2 separate regions of the Homo sapiens genome follow, and region 2 is linked to region 1. Evidence: chromatin loops called from intact Hi-C (ENCODE). Cell type or tissue: IMR-90. All regions are shown on one strand. Links, peaks and the distances in the headings refer to the core of each region. The heading gives the core; the rest is flanking DNA.

Region 1 (5,376 bases), core at 96-5,095:
AACTTGAGTCTCTGCCCTGCAGGTTCTTTGGTTAAGTAACAGTCACATTTTCCTGAGCTGTTCTAAGCCCAAGACTGAAGCCTGTTTGACAACTTGGGTTAATAAAAACATGTCAGATTTTATATTGTCTGTTAGCCCCAATGAATTTCTAGTGGAAATTATTTATCTCTGTAAATAATAGGAAATTTTTTTTTTTGCTTTGATACTATGTGGCTATAAAAAATTGGGATTGACTGGTTGTTTTTTCTTGGTCACTCCAGAATTCATTTCCAGATTTAGTAATCATAGTGGCAAATGCTGTTCATAATACCTGAGATTGTTTATGTGGTCTTTTTATAAACGCAGTCTGAAACTTTATATATCACTGAAAAATATGTAACAACTTGGAAATGCTACAGGAAACTATAGTGAATGGAGTACAGGATTACAGATGATCTGGTTCTGGTTTGAAGTCAGAATTATTGTGACTTACAGACACCTTGTCTAGGGTTCCAAGGCTGTTAGGAGCTCCCTGTTAGAATAGTCTCAATTCAGTTTGGCTAGAATCTGACCACCTATGTAGACTCTGAATAGTTAGCAGCTGTTTTGATTGAAATTTGAATCACAGTTTAATAAATCAACATGGCTATGTCATTACTAGATTTCTGATATTTTTAAAAATGACAGTTGGATTTTAAAACTGAATTTTAGGTTGGGCATGGTGGCTTACACCTATAATCCCAGCACTTTGGGAAGCTGAGACTGGTAGATCGCTTGAGCCCAGGAGTTCGAGAGCAGCCTGGGCAACATGGTGAAACCCTGTCTCTACTAAAAACACACAAACTTAGCTGGGCGTAGTGGCATGCCCCTATAGTCCCAGTTACCCAGGAGACCGAGGTGGGAAGATCATCTGAGCCTGGGAGGTTGAGGCTGCAGTGAACCATGATCGTGTCACTGCACTCCAGCCCAGGCAACAAGAGTGAGAGACCCTGTCTCTAAAACAAAAAACAAACAAAAAATAGCTGAATTTTAGGCATCTGTAAAAAGTAAGTATCTGTCCAACTGAGCATTACTTAGGGGAATACACAGAGGATAAGATGAGGTTTTTCTGGTTCTATGGAAGCTGTTAATTTATTCTTTGCCCATTTGTTGAATGCCTCCTATGTGCCAGGCATAGTATTAAGCCCTGTGCCTGTGTTATCCTGTCCTCAAGAAGTTACAGTTAGGTAAGGTGAAGCAGAAACATGTAAACAATTAAGTGCAAAAGTGTGTAAAGATATACAGGAGAGAGATCAATTCTGTCGTTTTGGTATTGACACATGTAATTCTATAGTCTCCAGTCCTTTGGGTTAATTTCACTAAACGTTAAAATGTAGTGGTGATATATATTGATTCTTATGAGGAATAAATGGCCTACTTTATAATATGTGTTTTAAGAATTTGAACCATCAATTAATATTGAATGCCTATTATATCTTAGAACAGAAAAACGCCAGCATTTGACTTTGAGATTTAGCAAAGGTTCAACCATTTCTTGAAGGATAAAAGTTTCTTATGAATTGAGGGTCTGGCCTTATTGCATATACTCATTGTAAAATGATGTTTGCCTGGGCATGGACAGGGTGGAGGCAGTGGAAGTATGTGGAATGTCATGAAGAGAAAGTAAAATCTGACTCAGGGACACTGAAGCACAGACTCTCCTGAGTGGGCAGTGCGATCAGACGATCTGGTGGAGCTGGGTAGAACATTGTCAAGATGAAGAAATAACATCATTAGTTAAATGAAACAAAACAAAGATTAAAACATTACTTTGGGGATTGTATCTATGGAAAAGAGAGAGAGTGTGTGGCATAGTAAACAGACACCATACGGGATAACAATGTTTATTAGAGAATGTGGTGCTTCTGGCAACTTTTCTGGGTTGTTAGCCAAGGGAACTCACAAATGGGAAGTGCCTTAAGACCCTGCTTTGAGATACAAGTAATAGCTCAGTCTGGAAGAGTGGCTTCCTGCTGGAGCTAAAGAGAGGAGTATGTTGCCTGGCAGCCTCCATACCACAGGTTGGGGTACCAGGAGAAGAAAAACTACATGCCACTGGGGAATTACTTAAAACTGCCTAAGAGCTTCTACTTTTTAAGCCTGAACTCTAATCCTTGTTTGATAGATCCTTTTCTAGTTCCATGAATACTCCTCCTTTTCCTAGATTCTTAACCTCTTAATCTCTAAAATTAACCTCTTTCTCCTTATGCTTCTTCCTGGTAGCTTCTAAGTGTGTCAGACCACTCCCACTCTCAGGAAATCTTTTCAAAGTTATAAGCACACTATTACGCTACCTCAACTTGTTCACGTGTAAAGTTCACAAATACTTTTTTTTTTTTTTTGGGGTGGAGTTTTGCCCTGTCACCTAGGCTTGAGTGCAGTGGCACGATCTCAGTTCACTGCAACCTCTGCCTCCCGGGTTCAAGCAATTCTCCTACCTCAGCCTCCCGAGTAGCTGGGATTACAGGCACCGGCCACCATGCCTGGCTAATTTTGTATTTTTAGTAGAGACAGGGTTTCACCATGTTGGCCAGGCTAGTCTTGAACTCCTGACTGCAGCTGATCCACCCTCCTCGGCCTCCCAAAGTGCTAGGATTACAGGCATGAGCCATCGTGCCTGGCCATGACTAATTTTTTGTATTTTTTGTAGAGATGGGGTTTTGCCATGTTGCCCAAGCTGGTCTCAAACTCCTGGGATCAAGTGATATGCCCGCCTTGGCTTCCCAGAATGTTGGACTTACAGGTGTGAGCCAATGCGCCCGGCCTGTCACTCTTATTTTCTTCAATCCTTTTTTTTTTTTTCTGAGACAGAGTCTCTACTCTGTCGCCCAGGCTGGAATGTGTTGGCATAGTCTTGGCTCACTGCAACCTCTGCCTCCCAGGTTCAAGCTATTCCCATGCCTCAGCCTCCACAGTAGTTGGGATTACAGGTGTGCACCACCACGCCCAGCTAATTTTTGTATTTTTAGTAGTGATGAGGTTTCACCATGTTGACCAGGCTGGTCTTGAACTCCTGACCTCAGGTGATCTGCCTGCCTCGGCCTCCCAAAGTGCTGAGATTACAGGTGTGAGCCACCACGCCCAGCCAGCTTGCTTTTCTTAAAGAATCTTTAGTCTGTTAACAATTATGTAAAATCATCCATATAACCTCTTATATAACCATATAAGCTACTCATATTTAAAAATATTTATTTTTATACATTTGTATTTATATACTCTGGTTTATATATTGTCTAATTCTGTCTTTTTTTTTTTTTTTGAGACGGAGTTTCGCTCTTGTTGCCCAGGCTGGAGTGCAATGGCACCATCTTGGCTCACCGCAACCTCCGCCTCCCAGCTTGAAGCAGTTCTCCTGCCTCAGCCTCCCGTGTAGATGGGATTACAGGCATGTGCCACCACGCCCAGCTAATTTTGTAGTTTTAGTAGAGACGGGGTTTCTCCATGTTGGTCAGGCTGTTCTCGAACCCCTAACCTCAGGTGATCCACCTGCCTTAGCCTCCCAAAGTGCTGGGATTACAGGCGTGAGCCCCTGGGCCCTGCCAATTCTATCTTTTTTTTCATACAACTTTGTATTTGTGTGTTGTTTATCTTTTTATCCCTAGAGTTTGAACACCTTGAAATATCTTTTAAAACTTTCTAATGTGTAATACAAGATAAGTATTCAGTAAATTGTTGTTAATGATTTATAAAAGTTCAGTAATAAAATTAAGTATTAGGGTAGATTAAATGGCCTCCAGTCTTTTTCCATTGACCTTTTCTCATTGATGATAATAATAGCCAGCATTTTTTTAGCATTACTGTGTTAGGTACCATAAGAAATAATTCGTAGGTTTTCTGTTGCTTTTAACTCCCACAGCAGCTTTGTGAAATGATGCTTTATCTCCATTTTACAGATGAGGAAATTGAGGTTTGGAGAGAATAAATGATTTGCTCAGGGCCTCCTTACCAAATTTTTCTGACTCTGAAGTTCATATTCCTAACTGCTTCAGTCTAAGAAAGTTGTTATTTGTTGTTTTTTTTTTTGAGATGGAGTCTCGCCCTGTCGCCATGCTGGAGTTCAGTAGCGCTATCTCAGCTCACACCAACCTCCGCCTCCTGTGTTCAGGCAATTCTCCTGCCTCAGCCTCCCAAGTAGCTGGGATTACAGGCGCACACCACCACGCGCAGTTAATTTTTTTGTATTTTTAGTAGAGACGGGGTTTCACCATGTTGGCCAGGCTGGTTTCGAACTCCTGACCTCAAGTGATCCACGCATCTTGGCCTCCCAAAGTGCTAGAATTACAGGCGTGAGCCTCTGCGCCCAGCCTGTTATTTGTTTTTAAAAGTTTTGTTTGTTTTTAAAGAATGCCACATTGGAGGAGTGCTGATAATTCAGTTAGTCTCAGTCCATACCACAGAGATAACTGGCTTGTGGCAGCCAAGTGTGCATAGTGATGTTGCTTTTTAGAAGGAAAAAAAACAAAAACAAAACCTCAATCCAGGAAGAAATGCCTAAAAGAGCCACTTGATTTACTTCCTGTCTTTATACATGTCCTCTGAAGTATCAGTTGAAGAACCTGTCTACCTCTAGGAATGTATTTTACTTTGACACAAAATTAGATTCTATAACCCTGATTCACTTGTGTCAGTTGTCCCAGATTTCAGATGACAGTGCCAAACTTTTCCACTAGTGTGTTCTCAGCTCTGGAACTACTAAACAAGTTTGTTCATTAAGTAATGCCAGGAATTGGTTAGCTTCCTGGAAACAGAATTTGTCAACCTGATAAACCAGCTCTTATAATAGCGTCATCTTATACAGAATTAGAAATGATTTCTTCAGTCATACTTGTGGATCTGACTTGAAAAGTGGTGTGTGTATGTGTGTGCCTGTATGTGTATTCACATCCATCTTTGTTCAATATCTGAGTTGAAAGAACTGAAAATTCTCAATACTTAGGGTGGTTAATGTTGTTACTGATAACTCCTTGCATTCCGCTTTTAGGAGTATTGTTGGATGCTCCTCAGAAAACACTTAAACCTAGTCATAATCCTCCTTGTATTGATCCCAATTTATTATTACAGTTGGCCCAATTTTATATATATTTAATAATATCTAAGCCATTTAATATATAAACCTATACATATTATATATAAGCCAATCTTCCTAGCTTAGATGTTATGCTCTAGTTTTTAAAGTTTGGTTGTGAGGATAAAAATCAAAACAAAAAACCAAGTTCCCTTTTTGTTTTTGGGACAGGGTCTCACTGTCGCCCAGGCTGAAGTACAGTGGCATGATCATGGCTCACTGCAGCCTCAACCTCCTGGGCTCAAGTGATCCTTCCACCTAAGCCTCTCAAGTAGCTGAGCCTACAGCGTGCA
Region 2 (5,376 bases), core at 282-5,281, 49 kb after region 1:
GTGTGGTCGTGCGCATCTGTAATCCCAGCTACTTGGGAGGCTGAGGTGGGACAATCACTTGAACCCGGGAGGCGGAGGTTGCAGTGAGCTGAGATCGTGCCACTGCGCTCCAGCTTAGGCAACAGAGTGAGACTCTGTCTCAAAAAAAAAAAAAAAGGACTTGTCCCTGCTACATTCTGACTCCTGTATGGTCTAAGTTCATCTTGTTAAGTGCCTTTGCCTCAGTTCTCACTCTGTCTTTCTCCTTATCTTGCCACTTTGTCCCATAGTGAGGCAAGCCATACTCCAACGCCTGAGTGGAGGCAATCAGGTTTTTCTGGAGTTTGGTAGTGAAATGGTGGACCTGCCAGTTGCAGTGGTGCGTACCTGTAATCCCAGCACTTTGGGAGGCCAAGGTGGGTGGATTGCTTGAGCCCAGGAGTTCGAAACCAGCCCAGGCAACATGGCAAAACCCCATCTCTCTGTCACCCAGGCTGGAGTGCAGTGGTGCCATCATGGCTCACTGCAGCCTCAACCACCGATCCTCGCCTCAGCCTCCCAAATAGCTGGGACCACAGGTGCTTGCCACCATACCTGGCTAATTTGTTTTTTGTAGAGATGAGTTCTCACTATGTTGCCCAGCCTGGTCTTGAATTCCTGGTCTCAAGCAATCCTTCTACACCTCAGCTTCCCAAAGTGCTGAGATTATAGGTATGAGCCACCATGCCCAGCCCAGGATGTTCTTAGGCTAGAGATATGAGGAAGTGTATGAAGGGAGGGATAAAGACAGCTGAAAAGGAGGGGTTAAAGGTGATGAAGAGGAGACCATGGGGGAGCTGACTCCTGCTGGAGATGAATCGAGTCCAGGTAGAGGGTTTATAATACTTTTGCAAGGAAGAGAGGAGCCCTCTCTGCCTCTGAGAGACATGGAGGGAAAATTCAGGCAGAGGACAAGAAAGAATGTTGAAAGGATGAGGGTAGATTATAGCGACAACTGGGCAGTAAACAGAGAGCAGTGCTCAGGACCAGCTTCCAGTCCTAGTACCGATTTGAAAGGGTAGAAGCCAGGACTGTAGAGGTAGTGACCATACACTTGGAAACAAAATGGTTAGCTTCTTTCATCTTCAAAGGTTTTTTTTCCCTCCTTGCTATAAGTTCTATGATGCTACATGAGATCAGAAACTTTGATGGTGGTAGCAGCTCCAAAATAAAATGGGAATTTTGAAAGTTGAAACATAGAAGATGTTCTTAGGGTCTTATGGAAATTCTACCCACTACTGTGTTCTACAGAGTGTGGTCCACTGTGAGCATATTGGTAAATATTAGTTAAGATTTTCTATTGAGAAAGAAAAAAAGTTTGATTTCTCTCCCCATCTCATCTGTCCCTGAAGAGAGAAAAGAGTTTAGGAAATAGTTAGTGGCCAAAAAAGCTATCTCTTTATACTTGCAGTGACCTGCACATTAACACTGACCCAAAGCCCTAGAACTCCCTGCGGAGACAACTTCCTGACTGCATCAGCTTCCTGATTAGGGTTCTGCTATGAGAAGGGCTAGAATCTGAGAGCCTGTCGTTCAGCTTTAAGTCAGAGTACAAAGCAAAAGAACCTACCATATCCGAGGGTGAGAGTGTATCTTTGACTCTGCTTCTTTGGGTTAAGGAGGCTGGTAGAGAGCTAGCACGCACTGGGTGGAATGAGGATAGCTGGCAGCTTAAACCCCGCTTTTCTCCTTCTGTGTAAAATACCTTCATGGGAAACTGTGGGCCTCTCTCTGAACAGTGGAACTGCTACTGTGCTCCTTTGCTTCAGCTGGTGGCACAGGTGGCGCAGTGAGGCTAGAGCAAGTTCAGGCTGGAATACCAGGGAAAGGTGTCCCAAGAAAGCCTGTGACCCCTGCCTATGCAGCCTTCTGAGACCTACGGAATGAGCTGTTTTGCATAGCTCTGTGCTTTGGGCTGTCTGGCTCATTGCTATCACTGCTGGTAAATACGTAGTTTTATGGTCCAGTATCCTATCCTGTTTAGCTCCCTGTCTCACTTGCTCTCAACTGTTGTGTATCTCATTGGCTCCCAATTTCTGAAATGAAGATTAAAAACAAAACTGAAAATGCCCTGGAGCAGTTCTGCCAACTCCTGGTTTTTCCATTCGGTTCCTCTGATAGCCACTGGTTTGGGGAGACTTCCTTTTCCTGCTCCAGCCTGTGGGCCTGTGCACAATAGCCGCTGGCACATAGCCCATCAGATAACAAGGCTGGCTCTCTGCAGGCACAGTGTGGATTGGAAAAAGTGAAAGTTTCTGGCTGGAAATAAAAGCTCAGAAAACCTTTGCTATTTTTCCCCCCAGACCCTCCTGGGTCTGTAGTGCTGGCCTCCTGTGAGCTAGTCCCATCCCACCTGTAAAACCAGGGGAGAGTTCAGTGCAGCTGATGAAGGAGGGGACAGGTGTCAGGGGGACCATGGATATTTTATCCCAGGGAAGTCTCACCCCAGACACTCCATGTAACAGATTGAGGGCATTTCATCCTGCCTAGGCATAGTTTGGACCAGTGTCTGAGGTTTCATAAATAAGAGTTTTTCTTTCTCTCCAATCAGTCCCTTACAAGAGACATTTTTATTTGTTCTAGGTAAAATGTATAATACAGCTCCAGAGTGTGTTGGTCAGAGTTCAGTTGTGCAGAGGAGAACCCACTGTAGCTAGTTTCAGGAAGAAGAGGTTCCATAAACCAGAGGTGCACATTGTGGATTATGGAATCAATGAGGGAAGAAAGAGAAGCAGCCTCTAGGTTAAGACACACCACAGAGCGTCCTCCCTCTTCTGTAATCAGGAAGCCACCGGTCCAGAAGTCCAGTGCCCCTCAGGTCTGGTCCACACCTGTCAACATCGGCAAAGCTGGAGACCAGGTGTGGGGCCTCTGCTAACACTGTGGCAGAAAAACCAAAGGCTTCTGTGACTGCTCAGGAACAGCAGGAAGCCTGTTAATCTCATAGAAGTGCATGTGATTAGCTGAATCTAAAGAAAGTCTTAGAAATACAGCTTTTAGCCAGTTAGCTTCTCAAGTACAGGAAGGCACAGTAGAAGGGTGGAATCCATCTTACGCCTACCCCATATATCTGCCACATAGAGTGAAGGGTACAAATGGGATTCTACGGAGTTCCTACTGTGAGATGGGGTTATGCGGATATGTACCTGTGCCAGCACATTTATAACTTCCGAAAGAAATTATGAGGTAGATAGTTCTCCCCATTTTTGCAGTTGAGGAAATTGAGGTGAGAGCTTAGATCATTTAGCTAATGAGTGGCAAAGCCTGATCTGAACCCACGTATATCTAATTTCAAAGCTTAGTCTTTTCTCCGTGCACCTCACTTACCTCCTTAGAGTTGCTTCTGCTGCTGACAAATGTTGCTGACATGTGGATTGAATTGCCATAGAACTTGTGGACTACCAAGATGTCATCCAAAGCTAAAAGTAGGAAGCAGGCAGTAGGCTAATTTTTATAAGCAAAGGGTTAAATAGTGCTCTCTCTGTGTTTTGTGACATGATAAGACTTAGGAAAACCATCCTTTTTTTACAGTTGCACTGGAATTTTGTGTTACAGTAGCAAGGGAAACAGCCAGGTACATGGGTCTGTGAGGTCTGGGTCACTGGAAAGTGGAGTAGTTCCCTTGGTCCAGATTTCCCCTAAACCTCCATCTTGTCTTTGCCTACAAACCCTCTGTTGGCCAAGCGGCATTTTGTATTCCTGGCCTCTGACTCCCAAATGACCATGGAGAAAACAACTCTGAATTTGAGCTGCATGAAACATGCCACTGTGGATGTGGCTCACACCTGTAATCCCTGCACTTTGGGAGGCTGAAGCAGGAGGATCCCTTGAGCCCAAGGAGTTTGGGGCTACAGTGAGCTATGAACACGCCACTGCACTCCAAAGAAAGAAAGATACATGGCACTGTGCTTCCCCTGTGCTGCCAGGAAGTCCCCACGTTAGCCTCCCTCCCACACCTGGCAGGCTGTCATATTTCCTTGTGGATGGGATCTCCATCCTCCATAGGGATTACTCATGGGGGACAGATGGCCTGGCCAGTTCAAGGAGAAGTTATGTCTTGTGCCACTGTGTTGAGCAGCATGCCTGCCCTTTTTGGAAATAAATTATGGTCCCCAAATTGCCTTGGCTGAACTGTATGAGAGTCACAAAGCCTGTTTTCTCGCTTCGGCCCCACCATAAAGTCACTTTATGGCTTTGGGGCTTGGGTTTCCCTCTGCGCAATGTGGATGATGATAATGCACCACCACTGCAGGGGTGTAGTAAGGGTTAAATGAGAGGTGACAATATTTTTTTAAGAAAAAAAAATTGCCTTGACTGATTTTATTGCTCTGTTAGTTCATGGTACAATATCCCTAAATTTACACTCAGAGTAACTTTAGTTTCTGTTAGGACTTAGAAAATAGGACAAATTCTCTTCCATGGGCTGTTTGAGACCATTGCAAAGGCATGGCTCAGATACCACTTTATCTCAGAATTGGTGGCCTCTACCCTGTGAGTGAGATGTTGAGACAGGAAATCCAGCAAAATTCTATGCCTGTTTTCAGAGCAATTTTGTTTCTGGCCTTTGCTCTGGAGTCAGGTGGGGAGGCCAGATTACTGAGGACCCCATGTTAGCTTTCCTGCCAGAGAGACATCCTTGGAGGGAGGCTGGGGTGATGTGTCCAAGAAGAGATTGGAAGTATTCTCCAATACCAGTTCAGTGGTGAATTCTCAAAATGTATTCAGCACAACCACATGAACCATATGTTCTGAACAACTGACTTAATATAGAAGAATTAAAGAGTCAGTTTCAACTGGGTGCAGTGGCTGACGCCTGTAATCCCAGCACTTTGGGAGGCTGAGACAGGCAGATCACCTGAAGACAAGAGTTCAAGACCAGCCTGGCCAACATGGTGAAACCCTGTCTCTACTAAAAATATAAGAATTAGCTGGGTATGGTGACGGCCACCTGTAATCCCAGCTATTCAGGAGGCTGAGGCAGAAAATTGCTTGAACCCAGGAGGCGGAGGTTGCCTTGAGCCAAGATTGTACCACTGCACTCCAGCCTGGGCAACAGAGCAAGACTCCGTCTCAAAAAAAAGAGTCAGTGTCAGTTTCTTAAAGGTCATTGAAAAACAATAGTTTAAGCTTCTTAGAAAATGTCTTTCAAAAAGCAACCCTCTGGCCAGGCATGGGGGCCCATGCCTTTAATCCCAGCACTTTGGGAGGCCAAGGCTTGAGACCAGCCTAGGCAACATAGCGAGACCCTGTTCCTAAAAGTGCACACACACACACAGAGCAAGCCTCCCCGCCATTCTTTTTTTCCATTAAGTATTTTTCTTCCTTCTGAGGGTCTTTGAAATAGTGGGAGTCTCTCTG

The links. Peaks named below come from ENCODE experiments on the same cell type or tissue, not always from the same donor. Only the 100,000 strongest peaks of a DNase experiment are listed, where the experiment ranks them.
Region 2: it touches region 1 in a loop (2.8-fold over the local background); 22 of 110 quality-filtered maps call a loop at or near these places.

Annotation. Positions count from the first base shown.
Region 1 is chr17:63,625,101-63,630,476 of GRCh38, forward strand. The region is part of intron 1 of MAP3K3 (mitogen-activated protein kinase kinase kinase 3); the gene reads left to right. Among named protein-coding and RNA genes, the nearest start is that of MAP3K3, 5.4 kb to the left of the region's middle. In IMR-90, for the core only: no CTCF peak of the experiment used is centred there; no DNase peak of the experiment used is centred there; H3K4me3 peaks cover 236 bases.
Region 2 is chr17:63,673,939-63,679,314 of GRCh38, forward strand. The region is part of intron 6 of MAP3K3 (mitogen-activated protein kinase kinase kinase 3); the gene reads left to right. Among named protein-coding and RNA genes, the nearest start is that of LIMD2, 23 kb to the right of the region's middle. RefSeq lists enhancers at 294-3,792, 2,011-2,305. In IMR-90, for the core only: no CTCF peak of the experiment used is centred there; a DNase peak (open chromatin) is centred at 2,193.